2 separate regions of the Mus musculus genome follow, and region 2 is linked to region 1. Evidence: chromatin loops called from intact Hi-C (ENCODE). Cell type or tissue: left cerebral cortex. All regions are shown on one strand. Region 1 has its middle 94 kb from the start of Gm34177. Region 2 overlaps Dusp10 (dual specificity phosphatase 10).

The links. Peaks named below come from ENCODE experiments on the same cell type or tissue, not always from the same donor. Only the 100,000 strongest peaks of a DNase experiment are listed, where the experiment ranks them.
Region 2: it touches region 1 in a loop (2.8-fold over the local background); 3 of 42 quality-filtered maps call a loop at or near these places.

Annotation. Positions count from the first base shown.
Region 1 is chr1:184,234,630-184,237,129 of GRCm38, forward strand. No RefSeq gene overlaps it. Among named protein-coding and RNA genes, the nearest start is that of Gm34177, 94 kb to the right of the region's middle. In left cerebral cortex, a CTCF peak has its summit at 1,177 (motif pointing left); a DNase peak (open chromatin) is centred at 1,150; H3K4me3 peaks cover 316 bases.
Region 2 is chr1:184,075,024-184,077,523 of GRCm38, forward strand. Dusp10 (dual specificity phosphatase 10) reads left to right here. Exons shown (of 4, transcript NM_022019.6): 4 at 1-613. Among named protein-coding and RNA genes, the nearest start is that of Dusp10, 42 kb to the left of the region's middle. In left cerebral cortex, no CTCF peak of the experiment used is centred here; a DNase peak (open chromatin) is centred at 1,059.

The DNA of each region.
Region 1 (2,500 bases):
CTGTTTCTCACCCCCCGTCTCTGTCTCCCTGTCTGTCTCTCCCCCTCCCTCTCCCTCCTCCCTACCTCTCCCTCTCCTCTCTCTCTCCCTCCCCTTTTCCCTTTCCCTCGGCCTCTTTGAAATCAGCTGGGAAATCAGTCTCTGAATATTGATGAGAATAGACAATAACAGCTGGGCCAGAAGCACACCGTCGGTTCTCCAGGGTTTCCAGTTTGCCTCCTGTGTACATTAGGATTTAGCCTCTGTAAGTACAACACACACACACACACACACACACACACACACACACACACACACATTTATGGAGAGAAAGAGACACAAATAAATAACCTATCTCTTTACCGTGTGTGTATTTTCATATTATTCCTGGAACATACACTCAATGTATCTTGAACATGTCAATACTAATTTATCTGTATATAGCATATATATCTTGAATGTATGCCAATATCATATAAGTCTATCAGTCTATCTTCCATCCCTCTGTCCATTTCCTCTTGTTTTCCCTATCCGTGGAACTCTGAATACTGCATACACCCGGGAAAATCTTTGAGAACATGACATTTATGCTGAGCTCTGAAGATTATAATAAAAAAAGGAGCCAGAAAAATAATTCTAGCAAAATGGGAATGTGACAATAAAGCCGGAGGCGGGAAGAACCAGCGCACAGGCAATTATCGGGAAACTAGACTAGAGAGGGAAGCAGAGCCCAGGCAAGGAAGGAGCTTGAAGCCTGCTCCTGAAAGTGTCAAAAAGCTGAACACCCGGCTTTCAGTAAATGTCTGTTTGACAAAATGAGTTCCTGGTAAGTAATTTCCAAAACAGCGAGAGCAGTCCTCAGACTCTGGAACAAACACACGACTGTTTTTATCCCCATTCTTTGATGGTTTTCACAGAGGTGAGCGTGCTGGAAGGGGAGGAAGCTGATAAAAGCTGGCCGCATCCTCTCAGACCATTGGAGGACAGGAAGATGGGAGAGCAGCCTTCCGCCTCGCCAGGCGTTCCCTAACATTTTATCAGTTTGGCGGGTTTTGTCTGCATTTTGCAGAACATGCAGGCAGTGGTGATGATCCCTTTTATCTAATATCCTCAGCAGAGGTCACAGGCTTAACAGGAACCGGGAAACTCCTCCCGGCAAGCCAGTCCCGGCTCTGCACAAGAGCGCCCTCTTCTGTGCAGTCACAGACTGGCCCTCGGAGGAAGGTTGAAAGGACCCGTCAGGCAGGCCAGGGGCCCCAGTGAGCCCACAATCTGGTAGTCAGAGGAGTTAAAGGGCGTCCTTATGGACCGCCTTTACCCCACGGAGGTGCGCACATTCAGGATCCTTCTAGAATTAGCCATGAGAGTGAAAGGGGTGAAGAGATTGAGTTCAGGCCACTTCCTGAAAAGAGAAAGGAAGCGCTTTCCAGCTGGGGAGAATCTACTTCCTGGTTCAACAGGAGAAATGGAAAAGGATGGATACCCAGATACAGTCCTGTCAGAATCCATGGTCAGAGGGATGCACAGAAGTGAACAAGGAGGGGTAGGCCGACATGTGCCCTGTGCCGACAGAGATGGGGGAGGTCAGCATGTCTGCAGCCAGCCCTGGAGTCACATAGATGAGGAAACTGGACCTCTGGGACAATTCAACACCTGCTGCCTGCAGTGTTTCTTGCCTTCTCACTCCTGTGAACCCCTCTCTGCTCCCCAAAGACTTTCACCTCCACTTTCACATCATCAGTACATATATGGTTCTATGTGCCTGCCACACGAAGAACCCACATATGGAAGAAAACGTGTGTTGTTTGGTCTAGAACACACCATCAGATCCTCAAAATAATCATGCCAATCAAATAGGCTAGATATATACTCCCAGTGTGTTCAAAGAACTGAAGCCCAGAGACGCGAGCGATTTCTCCGCAGACACACAGCAAATACAAGAACTAAGAGAAGCACGTTGTTAAGGAAATGCACGTGTCATCCTGTTAGAGACAAATCTGAGCAGCAGGAGGGAGCCAATGGTCATTATAGATGTTGCTGAGGGGACAATGCAGATTTTAGTGACTGTTAAGGCTTGGGTTTGGAAGGCTCACAGTCACTTCCGTTACTGTTCAGGTCTTTAAGCTAAGACAACAGTGTGAGTGTGGGTCTGGAGAGGTCAGATCTCACTGTCATTCCTCTGATGTCATACACCTGGTTTTGAGACATCTCACTGGCCTGGAACTTATCAGGGAGGTAAGGTTGGCTGGTGCTGGAAACCTGTGGTTCTGCCTGCTTCCACCTTCCCAAACCCCAGGGTCTGCCTGTCTCTATCTCCTCAATCCCCAGGACTCTGCCTGTCTCCTCTCCAGCAGACATCGCAGGCAGACACCACCATGCCTGGCTTTTTATATGGGCTCTGAGGGGTTGAACTTAATCCTCATGCTTATAAGGCAAGCAAGCCCTTTACTGACATCGCGGTTGGCTGCTGCACCAGCTCAGTCAGAGCACCTACACTGCACGGTTGCAAAGGCCTTTGACT
Region 2 (2,500 bases), 160 kb before region 1:
CATGTCAAAAGCAAACCCTGCCAAACCGTGCCCAGTTGTGCTCACTGGTGTGAAGAAAGGGCCGGCAAGCTCAGTGGACTCGGCTCGCCTCACACCTTCTCTGGGGAGACAGGCTAGTGTCGGTTTTGTGTGTTCTATGCTCCGGATATCTTTTCCCCTTCTGTGGGTCTGAGAGAACTTTTTGTTTGTTTGTTTGTTTGTTTGTTTGGCAGAAGGAAACTGACCATTCTACCATGTGCCTTTGCTGGCACTCGTGCAATAAAAATGGTGTTTGGAGTGTGCAGCTGAGGGAGAGCTGGCAGCTGAGTGAGGAGTGGCGTTGGAGACAGGCATTCAACAGTACCAGTGGCTTCCCCTCCCTCCTTTCTCCTTCTCCCCCCCCCCTTTCTTCCTCATCCCCTTTTATTTGTCTTTCTTTTGATTTGATTCTGGTTACAGTGCCATACACCTTGTTACATATGTATATCAGAATGTAAAAAAACAAAACAAAAAAAAAAACAAAAATTTATTTAAAAAATATTTTTCGCAAAAAAAAAATATCCTTGGTGTGTTTTTGTTGATGGTGTAAGAATTTATTTTCATTATATAAATGAACCTCGTTTGGGGATGTGTCATTCTTTGTACGTGCCTGTCTTCTCTGGTTAGGCTCATACCTCTCAGCACGGGTTTGTATAAAGAGATGGGGATGAGAGTGTAAAGCGGGAGGGACCGCTCACGGAGGGAGGCTAAGGATCCCAGCACTGATGCGGTCCTCTGCTTCCTCCCCATCCTCTTTCTATGAGACAGCAGACTCATGATTGAGCAGCTTCCGCCAGACCTGATAACCAAATCACAGCCAAGCCGAGGATTTAGAATATACAGTTGTCTCCCTGGTAACTACATGTAAATATCAGTGACAATCTGCCTTGTATGGTTTTCACAGTCCCGTCTCAATTGACACTAGCTCACATGACACTTTTTAGGGACATTCACCCTATAGTAACAATAGTACAAGCTGCAAAAGATGTACTCTTCCAGTGTTTTTCCCAGTCAGTAGAAATCAGCTCTGTGTGCACACGGACTTTGACAGTGCTGGCTATTCAGCCCACAGACAGTTGGAAGTGGTGTGGGAAGGATATATAATCCTACGGTTTTGTACGTTTTATTAGAGAATATGTATCTAGAGGGACTTAGCCACTGGGAAGATTTGTAGTGCCCCAAAGTTTGCCTGGTGCGAGTAAGCGCTGAAGAATTCTGGCATGTCTGGCTCCCAGTGACTACATTTGACATAAATATTTTTGTGAACATTTGCTTACAAATGTTACACCAGAAATATTTTGACATTGATTTCTTTATTCAAATAGCTTGCCTGCCAAGAGTCATTTAAATTTTTCTTTCATTAGAAAAGTGGAAATTGAACATAATAGGAACTGAGAGCTAGCTGGAATTACGTTAGTCTGATATAGAATATGAAGTAGTCAAAAAGTAAATCTCTTTTTTTGGCATTTCCGTACTGTCAACAGTCTTTTTGTTTTGTTTTGTTTCTGTCAACTAGAGCAAACTGAAAGAGTCTGATACACAGTGACTTGGGATGCCTGGCAGGCTTGTCATTTTCTAAGTCTAAAAGTTGGAGTCCTGGTGGGGTATAAAATTCTCTCTCTCTCTCTCCCCTCCCTCCTCTTCTTTCTCTTTGCTTTTTTATCATGTCTTCTGCAAACGAAGGGAAGGACTCAATAGCTACATGGACATGATTTGTGTGTTTGGAAGTTTATGAGCTTAGAGGAGAAGGTCTGCCTTGGGGCAACAGGAATCCTGCCAACCAGCATACCAAGAATTCTGAGAGGGACTCCAGTCTTTTCTCCTAATCTGCTCTGAGTCACTTCACCTTCGTTTCTTCTTGAGGAATGTTAATCACTTCATGAACCCACTGGATCAGCAGAGCCAAGGCTCTGGAAAGCAGAGTCCCCAGCATTCTGAGCCTCTCACTAGCTGCCTGCAACCTTCAGGATGGGGTTGGGAAGTGACTGTGTCTTCTGAGAATGCACAGTCTATCCACCTCAAGAGTCATCCCCAGGGCCTGTGCTGAAGGAATGCAGTGAGCTGGTGGAATGAATCCAGAGTCTATCTAATGCCCAGTAGAGTAGGCGTCACTGCCTTGGTCTGAACAGAACAACAACTCCAGATTGTCCACATTTATTTCAATAGCTGATAGTTGCTTTTCCAGTGTCAATGAGTCTAGACAGCTTAGTTCACAGATGAGCTCCTGCTGGTGACATTTGGACCAAGGTAGATGGAGTGGAGAGCGAGGACGGAAGCTGACAAGAACGTGTATGCAAAATAATAGAGGAAACATTCTTAGGCTGCAGCCATCACTGATTTCTACTGACTGGGAAAAACACTGGAAGAGTACATCTTTTGCAGCTTGGACTATTGTTACTATAGTGTGAATGTCCCTAAAAAGTGTCATGTGAGCTAGTGTCAATTGAGACGGGACTGTGTGGGCAACAAATGAGAGATGACC